3 separate regions of the Homo sapiens genome follow, and regions 2 and 3 are each linked to region 1. A link is an interaction called in ENCODE POLR2A ChIA-PET data of the cell type or tissue named here. Cell type or tissue: MCF 10A. All regions are shown on one strand. Links, peaks and the distances in the headings refer to the core of each region. The heading gives the core; the rest is flanking DNA.

The links. ChIA-PET counts read pairs that join two places held together with the same protein. Peaks named below come from ENCODE experiments on the same cell type or tissue, not always from the same donor. Only the 100,000 strongest peaks of a DNase experiment are listed, where the experiment ranks them.
Region 2: POLR2A ChIA-PET joins it to region 1 with 5 read pairs; 1 of 35 experiments calls an interaction of 5 or more read pairs at or near these places.
Region 3: POLR2A ChIA-PET joins it to region 1 with 5 read pairs; 2 of 35 experiments call an interaction of 5 or more read pairs at or near these places.

What each region holds. Positions count from the first base shown.
Region 1 is chr10:116,350,325-116,359,119 of GRCh38, forward strand. CCDC172 (coiled-coil domain containing 172) reads left to right here. Exons shown (of 9, transcript NM_198515.3): 6 at 7,056-7,157; 7 at 7,512-7,614. Among named protein-coding and RNA genes, the nearest start is that of CCDC172, 30 kb to the left of the region's middle. In MCF 10A, for the core only: no CTCF peak of the experiment used is centred there; a DNase peak (open chromatin) is centred at 3,677.
Region 2 is chr10:116,049,857-116,055,503 of GRCh38, forward strand. No RefSeq gene overlaps it. Among named protein-coding and RNA genes, the nearest start is that of SNORD158, 140 kb to the right of the region's middle. In MCF 10A, for the core only: no CTCF peak of the experiment used is centred there; a DNase peak (open chromatin) is centred at 4,205.
Region 3 is chr10:116,422,316-116,427,962 of GRCh38, forward strand. PNLIPRP3 (pancreatic lipase related protein 3) reads left to right here and starts at 5,532. Exons shown (of 12, transcript NM_001011709.3): 1 at 5,532-5,647. In MCF 10A, for the core only: no CTCF peak of the experiment used is centred there; no DNase peak of the experiment used is centred there.

The DNA of each region.
Region 1 (8,795 bases), core at 2,420-4,919:
TGGATCAGGGATGCAGCATAGAAGTGGTAAGTGGTATTCAGGTTCTAAATATGTTTTGAAGGTAGCAAGGAGGATTTCAAGATGGACTTGATGTGGAATATGAGAGAAATAAGTGTTAAGGTTGACTTTAAGGTTTTTGGCCTGAGAAACTAGAAATGTGGAATAATTGATATTCAATATATCTGTTTGTAAAATGAATATTTATTTTAAACATTTGGTAATTCATAGATAAAACAGTTCATCACTTTTGGCTTCAAAATAATGGTTGTCATAATGTTTTTCTCAAAATGTTCCTCTTACTCATTTCTCCGAGTTGTTGAATTCATTTTTCTTAGATGTGAGATAAGCAATATATGACACTTTTCTTTGCTTGGCAATATCCTTTAATGATTGGCAATGTACATATGAGGAAGACAATTCACATGTTAAAAGATGTAAATTAATTTTGATTGTCTTAGTTGGTTTAATATTCATAACCATAAAAGCTAGCTGTTGATTAGAACATTGTGGGTTTTAGGCCGTGGAAGAAATTAAAAAGTGATTGCCACATCAATTATACCTAAATAAAGCTGTAAATAAAAATAACAATAAAATAATAGTGAGGCAATAAACAAGTAGGAAAAAAAGTTATCACCACAAACACAGTGTTTACTTTTTTCTGTTCTATAAGCCTGATAAGAAATTGGCATATTTGTTTTATTTTTTTCTTTAAAGGATTAATCTTTAGACTTACCTTTTTCATTTAGGCTAAAGTGTCAGGATTAAGAAAGATATATTTCAGAAATACTTAAATCCAGTATTTCTCCATCATTCTTGCCTAAGTTTTACAAAGATTTTCTTGTGATAGAATGTCTGATAAATCAATTAATAATGAATAAAATATTGTATCTTTTTTAATCTGTTGAATATTGTGTTATGGTATCCTGGATTCCCTCTATTGAATATTAATATGTAGTTATATTTATATTTTAAACTTTTGTTTATTAAGGGAGCAGAAGGATAAACATGAACGTATTTTCTTTTCATTGAATTGTCCACTTTCAGTTACCTACACTAGTGGACAGAAACATTGTGAATAATCAAAAATATTTAAAGTCAATTATATGATTTATTTTAGTTTTGTTCAACATGCTTTCTTGAGCATCTACTGTATATACTACACCAGGCACTGTTCAGAAATTGGGATTTAAAGATGAATGAGGCATAGTTCCTGTTTTCAAGGAGCTTGTGATCTAATGTGGAAGAGAGACAAGTAAAAGGATAATTTAAATATTATGTGGAGAACTTTTACGTATCGTCATGAGGAATAATTTTATGGAATTTTCCCTTCTATCACAACTAAAAGACTGGAGAAAATTATATGAGAAACTACTTTTAGATATTGAGGACAAGAGAGTACAGGACCACGATCCCTGAGAGAAGGGAAACAAATGAGGTAAGCCCTAATTGCCCAAGCCTTCTCACTGGATATAGTTTTTGGATAGTAGCACTGGGAGGAGGAACTTAAGCAATGCAAAATGGTCTGAGTTGAGGAAACAAAGATTGGAATTTAGGGAGGCCAAGTTAGCTAGAATTTTCAGGACAATGTACTTGAGAGGACAGATCCACACAGAGAAAAAGCTCTGGAAATCTGGATGGAGATCCTCTTGAGTCTTTGGATGTACTTGAACCTGTGTATACAGACAGGAAACCCCACTGGGCTGAGTAAAGAAAAACTACTGGGGAGCAATAAGGTGGACAATTCTAAGAGCTCATATGGGAATGGAAGACATTCATGTTCCATCTTGTCACAATAGAAATATTTCATTAAACAGAAGAGTTCTGCCTTAATAGAAGGATTAAATTAAATTAAATATTCTTCTAGACCTACCCTAAAAAATTCTTATAAACAAGATTTGCACATGACCCATAAGTAGCTTACCTGCCTACTAAAACAAACATCAACATCCTTTATGGGAAGACAGCAAAACTCATTTAACAAAATAGTAAACACAATGTTTGGTATACAGTCAAAAATTACTAGACATGTAAAGAAGCAGCAAATTACAACTCAGAGCAAGGAGGAAATTTGGTCAATAGTAACATACCTAGAAATGATATAGATGATGCAATTAGAAGGAAAAATAATTAAAGCTTTTAGAATATTCTAAGTATACTCAAGGACATGAGCATAATGAGGAACTAAATGGAGGATATAAAAATAACCAAAGACACAGAAGAAATATTTGACAAAATTCAACAACTTTCATGATAAAACCACTCAATAAACTAGGGATAGAAGGGACTTTCCTCAATCTGATAGAGGGCATCTATAGAAAAACCCACAGCTAATGTCATTCTTAATGATAATGGAATGAATATTCCCCTCTAAGATCAGGAACAAGACAAGGATATTTACTCTTACAACTTCTAATCAACATTATAGTGGGGGTTTTAGGCAGAGCAATTAGGAAAAAAAAAAAGAGAAAAAGAAAAAGCATCCATATTGGAAAGGAAGAGGTAAAGCTATCTCTATTCAAAGATAACATGATCTCGTATATAGAAAACCTAAGGAATCTACAGGAAAACTATTAGAGCTAATAAACAAGGCCGGGCACAGTGGCTCATGCCTGTAATCCCAGTACTTTGGGAGGCCAAGGCGGGTGGATCACGAGGTCAGGAGATCAAGACCATCCTGGCTAACATGGTGAAACCCCGTCTCTACTCAAAATACAAAAAATTAGCCGGGCATGGTGGTGGGCGCCTGTAGTCCCAGCTACTCAGGAGTCTGAGGCAGGAGAATGGCATGAAACCTGGAGGTGGAGCTTGCAGTGAGCCGAGATCGCGCCACTGCACTCCTTCCTGGGCGACAGAGCGAGACTCCATCTCAAAAAAAAAAGAATAAATGTGTACATCCACCTCATACCATACACAAAAATTAACTCAAAATGGATCAGACAGCTAAATGTAAGAGCTAAAAATGAAAAACTCTTATAAGAAAATACGGGTGTAACTCTTCATGAGCTTGGATTAGGGAATGGTTTATTTTAGATATGCACAAGCAATAAAGTATAGATAAATTGGACTTCATCAAAGTTAAAAACTCTTGTGTTTCAAAGGATACTATCAAGGAAGTGAAAAGACGACCACAAAATGGGAGAAAATATTTGCAAATCATATATAAGGGACTTGTATTCAGAATATATTAAAAACTCTTACAACTTAATAAAAAGATAACCCAATTTAAAAATGGACAAAGGAATTAAATAGACGTTTCCCAAAAAAGCTATACAAAGCCACTTCCAGTAGGGGCTTGTCTTCCAGGACAAGATGTGGAGGAGAAAGACAGTGGTATTGATGATCCTGACCTTGTGTAGGCCTAGCCTAATTATATGTGTTTGAGTGTAAATAGTTTAAAAAGAAAAAAAATATTTTTATACAAATGTACGATGTATTTTTTTAAGCAACATGAAAAGTTGCTTACATTATTAGTTATCAGGGAAAGGCAAATCAAGACCACAATGAGATACCACTAGTGTGGCTATAATAAAGGTGGACAGCAATAGTGTTGGCAAGAATATGGAGAAATTGGAGAAATGTAAAATGATGCAACTGCTTTGGAAGCAGTTTGGCCGTTTCTCAAAGCATTAAACCTAGAGTTACCATATGATTCAATGATTCCACTTCCAGGTATTTAAGAGAATTACAAACATGTCCACACAAGACCTTGTACAGTCGTGCACCACATAACAGCATTTCAGTCTATGAAAGACCATGTATGACAGTGGTGCAATAAGATTATAATGGAGCTGAAAATATTCCTATTGCCTAGTGACGTTGTGGCACAACATATTACATGTTTTTGTGATCGCAGTGTAAACAAACCTATTGTGCTGCCAGTCATATAAAAGTATAGCACATAAAATTATGTACAGTACATAATACTTGCTAAAGATAATAAATGACTATGTCACTGGTTTATGTATTATTATACTTTTTATAATTATTATTTAGAGTATATTCCTCCTACTTATTAAAAAAAGTTAACTGTAAAAAAAGTTAACTGTAAAACAGCCTCAGGCAGGTCCTGTAAGAATTATTCTAGAAGGCATTGTTATCATAGAAGATGACAGCTCCAGGCCAGGCATGGTGGCTCACGACTGTAATCCCAGCACTTTGGGAGGCTGAGGCAGGCAGATTGCCTGAGCTCAGGAGTTTGAGACCAGCCTGGGCAACATGGTGAAACCCCGTCTCTACTAAAATACAAAAAATTAGCCGGGCATGGTGGCATGCACCTGTAGTCCCAGCTACTTGGGAGGCTGAGGCAGTATAATTGCTTTAACCCAGGAGGCGGAGGCGGAGGTTGCAGTGAGCTGAGATCATGCCACTGCACTCCAGCCTGGGTGACAGAGCGAGACTCTGTCTCAAAAAATAATAATAGTAATAAATAAAAGAAGATGACAGCTCCATCCATGTTATTGCCCCTGAGGGCCTTCCAGTAGGGGCTTGTCTTCCAGGACAAGATGTTATGGAGGTCAAAGATAGTGGTATTGATGATCCCACCCTTGTGTAGGCCTAGGCTAATTGTGTGTATTTGTGTCTTCGTTTTTTACAAAAAAAGTTTAAGAAGTAAAACATAATATATTTTACAACTGTACTGTATATTTGTTTTAAGCTAAGTGTTATTACAAGTCAAAATGTTTTTAAAAAGTTAACTTAAAAAGTTAAAGAAAGTGAAAGTTAATTTATTATCAAAGAAAGAAAAATATTTTTAAAGTAGTGTAGCCTAAGCGTAGTGTTGATAATGTCTAGAGCAGTGTACGGTAATGTCGTGGGCCTATGCATTCACTCACCACTCATTGACTCACTCAAAGCAACTTCCAGTACTACAAGCTCCATTCATGGTAAGTATCTTACACAGGTATACCATTTTTTATCTTTTATACTGTATTTTTGCTGTACCTTTTCTAGGTTTAGATATATTTAGATACACAAATGCTTATTACGGTGTGCCTACAGTGTTCAGTACAGTAACATGCTGTATAGGTTTGTAACCTATGAGCAATAGGCTATACAGTATAGCCTATGTGTGTAGTAGGCTACCCCATCTTAGTGAGTGTGAGTACACTTGATGATGTTCTCACAACAACATAATCACATAAGGACTTTTTTCTCAGAACATATCCCTGTTGTCAAACAACACATGGCTGTACATGAATGTTCATAGCATTATTCGTAGTAGCAAAAAAGTGGAAACAACCCAAATGTCAATCACGTGAGGAATCCAAAAACAAAATATGGGCATATATATACAGTGGAATTATATTCAGGCATCAAATAAATGAAACACTGAAACATGCTACAAAATGGGTAGTCCTTTTAATCATTATGCTAAGTGATAGAAGCCAGATGCAAAAGACCACATATTGTATGATTCCATTGTTGTGAAATATCCAGAATAGGCAAATCTGTATATAGAGAAAGTAGATCAGTGGTTGCCTAGGGCTGGCAGAGTTAGGGGAAATTGGGAATGACTGCTAACAGGTATGGAGTTTCTTTGGTGGGGGGAGTGAAATGTTCCAAAATTATATAATGGTAATTGGATGCACATATCTGTGAAAATACTAAAGCCCAATGAATTGTATACTTTAAAAGGATGAATTATGTGGTATGTGAATTATGTATCAATAAAAACTGTTTGTAAAAGGAACCAAAGGGGCTCTAAAAGTTAGGAAATACAATATCTGGGCCGGGTGCAGTGGCTCACACCTGTAATCCCAGCACTTTGGGAGGCCGAGGCAGGCAGAACACGAGGTCAGGAGTTCGAGACCAGCCTGACCAACATGGTGAAACCCGTCTCTATTAAAAACACAAAAATTAGCCAGGCATGGTGGCGAGCACCTGTAATCGCAGCTGCTTAGGAGGCTGAGGCAGGAGAATCGCTTGAACCCGGGAGGCAAAAGTTGCAGTGAGCCGAGATGGCGCCACTGCACTCCAACCTGGGCAACAGAGCAAGACTCCACTCAGAAAAAAAGAAAAGAAAGAGAAAGAAAGGGGGGGAGGAGGAAGAAGAGGGGAGGGAGGGAGGAAGGAAGGAAGGAAGGAAGGAAACCTGATATGAAAAATTTCCTGGAAGAGATTAAGAGCAGATCAGAGGCCGCAGAAGAAGAGACCAGTGAATTTAGAGATAACTTAAAAAATGGAAACACAGAGGGAAACAAAAGACTTCAAAAAGCTAAAAAGCTGCTCAGAGACATGTGGAACAACATAAAAGAATCTAATAAAATGTGTAAGTGGAGTTCCAGAAATTATGGCAGAAGAGAAAGAATATTTGAAAATTTAGGAGATGAGTCTTAAAGGATGAATTGGGATTTGTCATGAGAATAAAGGGAGCAAGGGCATTTTAGGTAGAAGAAACAATATTAGCAATATTGTGAAAGCTTGTAGCCATATTATGAGTACTATGCAATGTCATTTTAAATGTGTTTTAATTATAAAGGATAGTTTTCTTATTTGGAACTTTATTTCACTAAGTGATATTACATATTTTGAATTCTCTTTTGGTAGGCTAACCATCTACTAACTTATCCTTTTGTATCCAGCTGGTGATTAATAAGTTCTGGTCAGTTTCTTAAAAAGAGTTACTAGTTGGCCAGGGGAAGCTAGTTGGAGCTTAAAATTAACCGTATGCTGCTTAGATTTTTACTACATGAGAAAACGTTAATAATTGCTGACGTAAGGCAAAGCTTAAATGCTTAAAATAGATTTTTTGCATTTGTTTAGTTTTCTATTTCTTTTTAGATTTTTTAGGATTGATTTTTTTTCTATTTCTGTGAAGAATACCATTGGAATTTTCATGGGGATTGCATTGACTCTGTATATTGCTTTGGATAGTATGGATATTTTAACAACGTTAATTCTTCCAATCCATAGACATGGATATCTTTTCACTTATTTGTGTTGTCTTCACTTTCTTTCATCTGTGTTTTATAGTTTTTAGTGTACAGGTCTTTTACTTCCGGGGTTAAATTTATTTCTAAGTATTTTATTTTTGATGCTTTTGTATCTGTTTCTAGAAATGAAGTCAATGGAACATGATAGTAGCCAGTTAAATGAACTTCAAAAACAAAAGAGTGAATTGATACAAGAATTATTTACTCTCCAAAGAAAACTTAAAGGTATTACCTTCATGAGTTAGCTTATTTTGCTGATAAATATAGTTATATATGCATGATAAGGGCATATTATTCTTTTAAAATATATTAACCTGTTGTGATATAGTGCTATTATTGGTATAAAAAAGAAATAGATAAAACACTAATCAACGTGAGATCTGATATTTTTAATGTCACAAATTTTTTGAAGATCTTTTTTGTGCATGTAATTGCTATATTAAAGTAGAAAATAAAAATCATTAGTGTATAAATTTTATATGCAAGCACCAAAAATTAGAGTACTGTTCTTATGAGTGAATAAAGATAATCTTTATGTTTAATTTTCAAAAGATTGCAACTATTTTTTGATTTGTTTAGTTTTTGAAGATGAAGAGAATGAATCCATTTGTACTACCAAATATCTAGAGGCAGAAAAAATAAAAATCAGTGAAAAGCCTCAAAATGATACAGAATGCTTAAGGTAAGAGTTTCCTGTTATATTTTGGCCTAAATCAGGTAATTTTTCAAGTTAAATAGATTTCAGTATAAAGCTAAGTGCATCAATTATTAATTTGAAGTTCCAGATGAGGACATTATTTTCTTCTCTGTGTATTCTGACACGTGCTAATAAGGAAACACTTCAGGGCCTAGAAAGTGCTACACATAAGTTCATGATGCGTTGGGTTGATGACTGATAATAGTGAAATTAATTATATCTTTTCTTGAGACTCAGTATTTTTCACATCCCAAGAGATAAGACAACTCTCCTTTCTGTTATTCCTAACTTTTGGCGGGAAATGATTGAAATTACTTTTAATCTTTCTAGATTCCAGCGGTGGGAGGAAATCAGTCTGCTATTTTACTTGACATTTGTTACTCTGGTTTTGTTCTTAAAAAGTGAAAATGTATTTTCTGTATGGATTATTTAGATGATTTTTATGCATTTGGATAATGAATGTATGATATTTGAAGTGACATAGTCATAAACACAAGGAGTAAAGACCTCAAGTTTTAAAATTTGACTCTCATTGATTAACAATTTAGTGTTACCTTTGCTGGCTTAATTTTAAAGAAGTTCCTGCACTTTCTAGGTTTCATATAAGAAAAGAAACCTCATTACTGGATCTATGAAGAAGCAAATGAAGCCTTCTTTCACATAAATCGTATAGGAAATATGTCCACTAGAGCTGAACAAATGCTTCATATTAGCAGTGTATTACCTTAGGCAATAATTTTAGTAGATTGTGAGACAATATTTGCAATTTAATTTTATGTTAAGTTTTATAAGCATAAAATATCAATCTCTTGGGTGATATGTATGATGCAGAATGAGTTTTGATAATGACAATCTGCTCATTCATTTTTTTTTGCACTTTAAAAAATGGTGATGCCCACTGGTGTCATTAGAGTTAGTAGTGTGAGGGCTTCCAATCTGAACTCCAGTTTTGTAGGTTTATCACTCAGTCATAAAAATGTGCTCTGGGTTAAAATTAAACACACAAAGTCTGTTAGAGAATGCTTTTTCCTTCACAAATGATGACTTAGGAAATTTGGATAGAAAGAAATACCAGTGCATATATTTAGTCCATTCATTGCATTTTAGCAGTTATTAAATTAAATGCCAATATTTATCAATTCCTACTTTTTCATTCATTGATATGT
Region 2 (5,647 bases), core at 3,148-5,647, 300 kb before region 1:
GTGCAAGGAGAAAGTGGGAGTGAAAGTAGAGAGGTAGCTTGGAGTCAGAACCTGGGAAGCCTTGAGAGCCTGGTGACAGTGGACTTTGAGAAAATCAGTGTGGAGAGGAAAGGACAGATGCGGTCGCAGGGGAGAGCCCACAGGTGGAGGTGCAGGGACAGAAGGGAGGGCGGAGGCTTGCTGGCTAATGGGATACAGGCAGGGAGGGAGAGGAACAAGTCAACCTGAATTATGGAACCTGAAGCTGGTGACTGGGGAGGTCATAGGCATCCTGAACTTAACAAGGCCACCGTGGGATCCTCTCCACCCTCCTGGGATCTGCTGCTCCCTCGGTGTAGCCTTCCCCTGCAAAGGAGCACTTGACTGCTGGAGTCCTGCCTGGGAGTGACTGTTGTTCACTTTTCACCTTCTGGCAGTGGAGCTGAATATGAGACTTACAGGCTGAGTCTGGAGTCAGACTTTTAAAACGTCGTCCATGAAATGACCACTTAAGGAAGTTCTGTTTCACTCTCGGTAAATCCCAAATTAAGAAGAAATCCAAGCACATGCATTGGTTATTCACCATCCTAAAGGATGACCAATGTAACACCTCATGTTTCCTTAAAGATCTTTTCCTTTCGTGGCTTTGAAAATGATGCGATTTGCAGGAAACCTCTTCAGGCTGTCGCAGGATGACACAGAGGTTACAAAGCAGACCCTTGAATCAGGCTGCCTGGATTCAGACTCCACGGTCCTCTCTGATTTGTGGGACTTTGCCAAGTTACTTAACCTCTATTTCCTATTGGCAAAAGAGAGACTGCAGCTCCTGCCTCGTAGGCTCCCCTGAAGACCCAATGTAATCATCATGCTTAGAAGAGGAACCACCGATGAAAGGAGAGGGCCCTCTGGAAACAAGTCTTTCACTCCAGATGTGAAGAGAGAGAGACCAAGCAGAGACCCAAACAGAAAAGGACTGTATGGTGGGGAGGTGCGCTGGAGGAGGGCAGGAGCCTGTGAACAGATCTGGAGGTGCCAGTGTCTGAGAAACCTGGGCTTTGTTGGCTTGGTGCTAGTTCTGGGGGTGAAGTGCAAATGGATGCAGGGGCTCCCTGCTCGCACAGGTCATTGGCTCCACTGGGGCCAGTACTGGCAGCCCACCTCATTGCCCTGGCCCCCACACCTGGGTTTGCAACCTTGAGTCATTTAAGTGTCCGGTGAGGAAGATACCACCCCCGCCCCCGCTCTCTTTGGTGATCCACCAGGGCTGAGGCCCCTGAGCAAGTGAACACCACACAGTGAGATCTCTGGCAACCCCAGGCTAGGCACATGAAGTTGGCTATTTTCTGAATGATAGCAGGGGTTATTCAAAGAACTCTTAATACCACATAAAAACTGCCTTGAAACGTGAACCCGGGAGGCGGAACTTGCAGTGAGCTGAGATCGCGTCACTGCACTCCAGCCTGGGCAACAGAGCAAGACTCCGTCTCAAAAAAAACAAAACAAACAAACAAACAAAAAACCGCCTTGAAAAACTCAGTAGAAGAGAAAAATACAGTAGACTGTACAAGCGTGCTCTGCAGAAGCAGATAGTGGTTTAAAATATTTTGCAATTCTGGCATGAGTGGGAAGACGTCAGAAAAGAAGACAGGGAGCTGGAGGGGAGGCCATGCCACAGGGGAAGGGGGCTGGGAGAAGGACTCCTGGACTGCGGGGTCCCCTCTGCCACTGGTCAGACAGACACATCCTGGAATGGGGATGATCAACCAGCTCCCCACCCACCAGCGGGGGTGTCCAGGGAGAACATGCCTGCCTGTGAAGGAGCTCTGTGGACTCTAAAATGCTCCCAAGTTTGGTGACATCATCTGAGCACCTGAAGCATCCTTCAGTGACAGAAATGTTTGGAAGAAGGAAAATAAACCAGGTTTGTATCAGAGTGTGGCTGCTCTCCTATTCTGATATTGGACCTTCCCAGCTGATGGGGCTGGGGATTCACTTTCCATTATCTGGAAGGGAAGCAAACTTAAGACCAGAACAGCACATCCCAAGAGCCACGTTTTTCTTATTGCCTGGTTTACAATTTCCTCTCAGTTTGGGTCCTGTTTTTTGAAGCTCCATTCCGAAAGCTGAATTTCTTGATCTGCTCCCTTCAAAGGGAGATGCCCTTGTCCTGAGGTGCTAAGACAAAGGAAGCTGCTTCTGCCATTCTGTGGTGGACCTCAAGGTGAGGACCGTCAAGCCCAGTGCTTTCTCCCCTGCGGGTTGTCTAGGTGTGGGCAGGAGTGGGAGAGGTCAAGATCTAGAACCAGACAGGGACTAGGAACCAAAAGATTTTCCTGAGCCAGCCACCGTTTCAGGGGTCAGAAATTTAAGCCCTGCCCCCACCACCTCCCCTTGTCTGCTGTCCCCAGACTGAAGACAGAAGAGGCACAGAGGGTGACAGCTGGAGGTGGATTCTGAGGAGGGCAGCTGAGCACCCCCAGCAGTCAGAGCTGGGTCACGCACTTCCTAAGTTGTAGGATACCAGGCCAGCTAGGTTTCTCCAGGCACAGCCTGTGGGTAAATGAGATTTTTTTTTTTTTAATTATACTTTAAGTTGGGTACATGTGCACGACATGCAGGTTTGTTACATACATATATATGTGCCATGTTGGTGTGCTGCACCCATTAACTCGTCATTTAACATTAGGTATATCTCCTAATGCTATCCCTCCCCCTCCCCCTACCCCACAACAGGCCCCAGTGTGTGATGTTCCCCTTCCTGTGTCCATGTGTTCTCATTGTTCAATTCCCACCTATGAGTGAGAACATGCGGTGTTTGGTTTTTTGTCCTTGCTACAGTTTGCTCAGAATGATGGTTTCCAGCTTCATCCATGTCCCTACAAAGGACATGAACTCTTCATTTTTTATGGCTGCATAGTATTCCATGGTGTATATGTGCCACATTTTCTTAATCCAGTCTATCATTGTTGGACATTTGGGTTGGTTCCAAGTCTTTGCTATTGTGAATAGCGCTGCAATAAACATACGTGTGCATGTGTCTTTATAGCAGCATGATTTATAATCCTTTGGGTATATACCCAGTAATGGGATGGCTGGGTCAAATGGTATTTCTAGTTCTAGATCCCTGAGGAATCGCCACACTGACTTCCACAATGGTTGAAGTAGTTTACAGTCCCACCAACAATGTAAAAGTGTTCCTATTTCTCCACATCCTCTCCAGCACCTGTTGTTTCCTGATTTTTTAATGATTGCCATTCTAACTGGTGTGAGATGGTATCTCATTGTGGTTTTGATTTGCATTTCTCTGATGGCCAGTGATGGTGAGCATTTTTTCATGTGTCTTTTGGCTGCATAAATGTCTTCTTTTGAGAAGTGTCTGTTCATATCCTTCAGCCACTTGTTGATGGGGTTGTTTTTTCTTGTAAATTTGTTTGAGTTCATTGTAGATTCTGGATATTAGCCCTTTGTCAGATGAGTAGATTGCAAAAATTTTCTCCCATTCTGTAAGTTGCCTGTTCACTCTGATGGTAGTTTCTTTTGCTGTGCAGAAGCTCTTTGGTTTATGAGATTCTTTAAAACACTTAGGCAGGCTTTTGTCACTTGGTGTTAACTGTGTATGTTTCCACTACTTTAATTGGTTTCATGTCTGGAATGAGGGACTGAAATGGAAGTGAGTCTCAGGGGAGCAGTCCTGGCACTCAGATGGCTTGTCATATTTCTTTTTTAATCTGCTGTTCTTTTCCTTAAGGCAAGGGAGGTAATCTAATTATCTTTTGAAGACAACCTCATGCGGCATTATGTTGACTTGCGCAGCTCTCACAACATAGCCCCAAGTGTGGATGGAGGGCAATGTGGTGGGGCCGTGGGATGTGGGTGTACCTGCAAGCTCTCCTGCTCCGAATCCAGGAGACTTCCTCCCCATAGGCCTGAGAGCAAAGGAGGATGTCTAAATGGGACCTGACATCAGAAAACAGAATTCGAGTCCCACCCTGGCTGTGTGACTTTGCATCAGTCATTTGCTCTCTCTGAGCCTGTCTCCTCAGTTGCAAAATGAAATTAATTTTATCTGAGTTGCTGTGAGGACTGAATGAGATCATGTGCACAGAGCCCATCCATCCCCAGGCTTGGTGCATGGTGAGCTCCCACTAACTGACAGCTGTTACTATCATGAGCTTTCTGAGACTACCATCCGCAGGGCGGGGTTCATTCTTGGAAGAGCAGACCCAAACTCCCCTTGGGCTGGGAAGGCCCTGCATGGATATGACTCACCCTTATGTTGTGAACCACAGAGAGAGGAGTTATTTTAAAACCCTCCCATACAACACAATGCACAGCAGGTGCCCCTAAGGTGCCTCTTCTCTAAATCGTGGCAATTAATCTTGCAGGAGGTGCTGCTGGGGGCAGCCACTCACTGCTTCTTGGGCTGTGCAGGGCTTGGCTGGCTGCAGTAGGGAACTCTGCAGAGCCCCGGGAGCACTCTGAGCCAGGGCTACCTCAACCTCTTTCCTCCAAAGAGCAAGGCTCAGAATCTGAGCTGGGTTCCAGAAGTTGCACAGCTTGTCCTTCCTTTACTTTTTATTCTCTAAAAACAATGGGTACAAATAATATATGGATAGAGTAAAAACTACGTAAAAACTATATCCAGGGAATATTCATGTCTATCTATTATCTTTCTAGCTATCATCTATTTATGATCAATTACCTATCTATAGAAATTTATCATCTATCATCTATTAATATCTCTATCTCTACCTATTTATGTCTGCATCAATTATCTATCCATCATCTATTATTTATCTATAGCTATTTATACCTATCTACCTCTCTATTGTCTACCTAGCATCTATTGTCTACCCATATCATCTATATATCTATTGATCTATCTACATCTAGCTGTCATCTATTTACCATCTATCAATCTATCTATACCTGTCTACCTATAGCTATACCTGTCTACCTATATGTAGACTGTATCATCCCTCTCTCTGTTAATCGTCTATCTATGATCTATTTGTCTACCATCTATCTTTCTAAACTCTATACAAGTAGGACAATATTTTTCACCATCCTGTACCTTGCCATTTCACTTAATACACTATAGACCCCTTTTGGTTTAGTGGATGTACATCTACTTTTTAAAAATAGTTGCTTAATATTCCCTCATCTAGCTGCACTATGAATTCTTTAACCAGGTCACTATTGATGGGCATTCAGGTTGTTTCAAGTACTTTGTTATTACAAATTATCCTGTCGTAAAAATACTACTGCATGCATCTTGACACCCTGTATAAGAATGAAGGGCAAATTCCTTGCAGTGGAATTGTTGGTTCAAAGGAGATGTGGATTTTAAATTCTGATACACATTGTCAAACAGTTTTTGCTTTTTTTCTTAAAGACTGTCCTGATTTATAGAACCACCCAAAGTATTCTCAGGCCAAATGCTCACCTTATCTTTTAAACGTGGTGAATTCTCTGTCTACCAGCCTGGATGGCAGACATCTCCGTGAGGCTAAACCCCATCAGGGCAGCCAGCACTGCCGGTTTATGAGACTTTTATGGACACCCCTGCTCATATTTTCACATCACTGTGTTCTCGTTTATGTTTTATGTCACCAAACACAAGCAGTCTTGTATCTTGTTTCTGTCACAGATTTTATTCACTTTCTTG
Region 3 (5,647 bases), core at 3,148-5,647, 73 kb after region 1:
AAGACTATATACCACCAATTTCGACTTCCTCACTTTGTAGACAAGGGAGTCAAAACTCAGAGTGTTTGTCCTAAGCCAGGCATGGTGGCATGTGCCTGTAGTCTCAGCTACTCAGGAGGCTGAGGCGGGAGGACCTGTGAACAATGTCTGTGATGCCTCATTGAGAAGAGAGAAGCCTGGGCCAGCAATGATGTTTCAGGCAAAAGAGGAAGTTCTGAGTGTGGACGTTGACAGTGAGTCTGACAGGAGGGAATGAATGAGGGAGACGCCATTGAGGAAGCATCAACAGGGCCTGGCTCACTCATAGAACGAGGGTGGCAGGGACCTTAAGGGTATCAAAAATGATGGGAATGTTTCCAGCTCATGACTCAAATAATAGCAGTTCTAATAACAGGAACAGGGAAGGCATGAAGAAGAGCTCTTTGGAGTTCAGGGGTTCAGGTCCAGACTGGGCAACATAGTGAGACTCTGTCTGTTAAAGATAAACTTTAAAAAATAGTGTATTGTCCTAGATCATGGGAGTACTGGAAGTATCAGAAGTGGAGACCAAGACCCCTTATTTCTCTTTATCTCTATTTCCAAAGAGCTCTTTTCTCACGCCACTCTCCTCAGATGTCAAATTGGATTGTGTTTTCTGTGTCATGTCCTGTCATGTAAAATTTAAATATTAAAATCTGCCAGAGGGAAATAAGTGCTTTTAAAGGTATTTTGTGATTTATCACGTAAAGAACTTAAGGATATGTGTTAAATAAACCTGAAATAACATGTCATTCTATTTCAGCCCTCTCTCATGAAAAGAGAAAACCTAGTTGTCTTCGAATTATCCTGTATTAGTCCATTCCCACACTGCTATAAGGAACTACCTGAGACTGGGTAATTAATGAAGAAACCAGGTTTATTGACTTACAGTTCCACAGGCTGTAAGCATGGCTGGGGAGGCCTCAGGAAACTTAAAATCATGTCAGGAGGACAAAGTGGAAACAAGCACATACATCTTCACATGCAACAAGAGAGAGAAAGCAAAGGCGGAAGTTCTACACACTTTAGACAGCTAGATCTTGTGAGAACTCACTCACTCACTATCAGAGTGAGCAGGGGGAAATCGGTCCCCATGATCCAATCACCTCCCACCAGGTCCCTCCTCCAACACTGAGGATCATAATTTAACATGAGATTTGAATGGGGACACACAGCTAAAGCATATCATACCCTCAAATCTTCTTTTCTTCAGAAAATTTAAATTCTTTTAAATTGAAGTAGCCATTTTGGAAAGACAGAAGCATAAGTAAATAATATTGAACTAGGTGATGAGATAATCCAGTATTTGGCCTGATTAAAGGTAAATATTTGTCAGTTCCAACATTGAATACTTGGCATTATTTGTTGTGGGAATATTTATTTATTATATTGGAATATAATAACTTTTAATATATATAATACACTAAATACATAATATATAATTAATATTATAATATATAATATTAATATATTATAGTTGAATATTTTATATTATGCAATGTTTATTATATATTTATTATATGTCAATATTTTAATATATCAGAGAGAACAATACATATAATCTTTGGAGTTCAGAAAAAGTGAAATAGGCCTGAAGTTCATTTCTTAGAAGGTGCCTAGATATACTAGAAACATGAAGAATGAAATTAATAAACTCGTAGGATGACTTCTTCCTTTGCCATGAATCGTTGAGGGTTGTAATTATACAAATTTGGACTCACAGACAAGTACTTTTACATTTTGAAATGTTTCACCAAATAAATATTAGTTTATTTATTAATATTTATTTAAGTTTCTTTCTTTTTCTCTCTCCCACTCATTTATTTGTTACAGTATTTGTTCAAAAAGTACAAAATGTCCACGTGACAGGCCCCTTACCTGGTACTAAGTAATATAAACATGACTATGAAACATTGATTTCCTTAATCTCAAGGAGGCAACCCTCCTTGGAGCAGTCCATCATGTGACTAATTATCATGCAATAGCGTCAGAGTGAGACATATGTCTAAAGTGTGGGTGAGCCAAGAGTAAGTGATAATTTCCAGTTTAGGGGTTGAGGATGATTTTACAGAGTAGGTAATAAATGAACGCAAGCTTACCTGGTAGGGAATAGGGAGGGAAAGGTGTTGCAGAAATAGCACAAGTTAAGGCATGGAGGTATAGGCACAACTAGTTTGTTGGCAGTGCTCTAAGTCAGAGGTCCTCAACCCTCAGGCCACGGACAGGTAACTGGTCCATAGACTGTTAGGAACTGGGCTGCACAGCAGGAGGTGGGCAGCAGATGTGCGAGCGAAGCTTCATCTGTATTTACAGCCGTTCCCCATCGCTTGCATTACTGCCCAAGCTCCGCCTACTCTGAGATCACTGGCCGCATTAGGTTCTCATAGGAACACAAACCGTACTGTGAACTGCGCCTGTGAGGGATCTAGGTTGCGTGTCCCAGGAGAATCTAAAGCCAGATGACCTGTCACTGTTTCCCATCACCCCTACATGGGACCCTTGTTGCAAGAAAACAAGCTCAGGGCTCCCACTGATTCTAAATTAATGCGAGTTGTAGAATTATCTCATTATATATTACAATGTAATAATAATAGAAATAAAGTATGCAATAAATGTAATGTCCTTGAATCATCCCAAAGCCATCCTCCCACCCCATCCCGTGGAAAAACTGTCTTCCATAAAACTGATCCCTGGTGCCAAAATGGTTGGGGACTGCTGTTCTAAGTGGTTCAGCTTGAAGGGTGCTTAAAGTGGGGAAGTGGTAAAAGAAGCACGTGGGGGCAGTTTGCTAAAGGCCCTGCAGGAATGCTAAGGAGTTTAGATTTTATCTCCTAGAAAAATGATCAGATCTGTGTTCTAGAAAAAACCTGTACCAACAAGCATACAAATGTATGCTCTTGGCTTTCAAGCTTACAATTTAGTTAAAGGGGGTAAAAAATAAGTAATATAATGTTTAAGTTATAAAAGATTAAAAATAAAAAAATGCAGTGAGTGTTCAGAAACTAGAGAAATCTTAACCAACTGAGGATGATCAGAAAAAATATTTATGAAAGAGATTGTTCACATTTGAACTGGGGCTTGAATTTATGACGGGGGTGTAGATATATATAGAAAAAGGCGAGGAAGGACCGTCAAAGTAGAAGAAACAGCACGCCCAACACTCAGCAGGTGGACAGGAGCAACATGGGTGAAGGGCATGGACTTTACAGCTCAGATGGTTGACCAAGGAGAAGACAAGAAAGTCCTTGATCTAAGTTAAGTAATTTGAGCTTTATTCAATAGGGACATTCGAGGAGAGTGTGATCAGAGATGTGATTCCAGATGGTTTACCTGGGAACAATATCTGTGATGCCTCATTGAGAAGAGAGAAGCCTGGGCCAGCAACGATGTTTCAGGCATAAGAGGAAGATCTGAGTGTGGATGTTGACAGTGAGTCTGACAGGAGGGAATGAATGAAGGAGACACCATTGAAGGAGGATCAACAGGGCCTGGCTCGACTCATGGAATGAGGGAGGCAGGGACTTTAAGGGTGTCAAAGATGATGTGAATGTTTCCAGCTTGTGACTCAAATAATAGCAGTTCTAATAACAGGAACAGGGAAGGCATGAAGAAGAGCTCTTTGGAGAGAAAAGCATTTCTTAAGATTTGGATATGATGACTTTATGCTTCAGATAAAGTATCTGAAAGGCCCAGAATGTATTGGCAATGCTGGGCTGGGAGTTTTGGAAAGAGAATGGATTTTGTGATGAACTTTTAAAAGCTATTGTTAACTCCTGTATGGGACATTTTTCAGGCAGAACTACAACGATTGCAGCAAGCATTTATGGATTCACTAGTATCTGACACTCATTAAATACAATTGTTAAAGTATGGGTCTTCATCTCTCAGAATGATAATCTCTCTAGGGTAAGAATTTCCTTGGATGCTATGAGATCAATGAAATCTAATGCTATCTTTTTCTTTCAACAAATATTGACCAAGTGCCTGTGATGATAGACCTATTGCTATGTGCTGGGGGCCCAGAGATGAACAAAACCCAGCTTGTCTCAGAATAGTTCGATCTGGAGGAGGAGAGTAAAATGTAAATACCTAACAATTCTATAATATCCTAAGTGTTATAAGAGAGTCATTATAAATTGCTGTAAAAACACAGAAAAGGATGTGGTTTTTAAAAATATCCTATATTATCATTGTAGGTCTTTGTACTTTTTAATTTAAAAATGCTTATTAAGTACCTACTAAGTCCCAGACATTGTGCTTGTCACTTGGGATGCAGATATAAATAACATGTAGTCTTCTGAGAGCTCCTACTGATGAATGTATTAAATGTTATTCATACTTATCTTACAGGTATGGCTGAAAACATTGATTCTTGAGGTGTTGCTTGGAAAAAAAAACAGCCAGTTGTAACTAGTGAAGCTTTCAGAGGGTGATTTTTCTATAGTGTGGGCACTCACAGCGTGTCCAGCACACTGCTTGGTGCTGTTGAATAGTTAATTCTCTAATTACTGCAGGTCTGCATGCCAGTGTGGACTGGCTGCCATGAATACCAGGAAAGGTTTCAACCAAATAAAACATCCAGGACTTGGAAGTACTCTTGTTCATAATCTCTTCTTTGTCTAATTCTTGCATAATGTAACAAAGTTTTTATGAAAAGGCTGTGCCTCATAAATGTTGGAAATTTTAATATTATAATAGTCAGAAACAAAAAGTTAGGAAAAACTAAGAAATAATGTTAGCTATTTTCTATGAGCGTTTAAAAATTGAGAAACTGACTAAGAATATCTGTAGATTGAATTGCTCATCACTTTAAGTTAACATAGTAGCCAAAATGGCAAGTTTCTATTACGTTAAAGTATATCATGAAGCCTATGTACAATCATGTAAGGTTATATTTAGCTATATGTGAACATCAATTTGCCCATACACCCATTAACATAGTTGAACAATGACAGCACCAAAAAATTAACAGGTAATATAGTACTTACTATGTCCAGGTGCTATTCAGACAATAAATAATTCAATCATCTTATTTAGCATATGAGCTAGGAACCACGATCATCCCCATTTTACAGGTAAGGAAAGGAATAGTGAGGCTTACTAGCCCAAGGTCACACTGCTAATAAGTGGCAGAGGCAGAATTTGGACCCAGCATTCGGGCTCTGAAAACAATAATGATAACTCCCATATTATACTGCCACACAGATAAGAGGAAAAGATTAGCTATGTTTGTTATTGAACTCGGAACATCTTATAGCAGGGTCTGTTTGTATTAATTGGGATGCTTACACACAGAAATGAGTTAGGGAAAAATATTCTGAAAGTGCCTAATCCTGGTTTGGAAAAAAAAAATTACCTTTTAAATGCTTATTATCTAACACCTTGTAACCTTAAAGTAACTTTCAAGAGTGACTCAGTTTGTGCTTAACCAAAATATTACTAATAATGAAACAGCAAAACCTTGGAAGTTTCCATTGCCAATCATAAGATGTAAGGCACACCCCGATAATTTTATTTACTTTGCAGAGCATAAGGTGGAATAACATGTTCTTTTAAACGTAGAGTTTAAACATTGAGTTGCATCATTGTGAGGAAAACCACTTAGTATTTTATAGTGAGGTGACTTTAC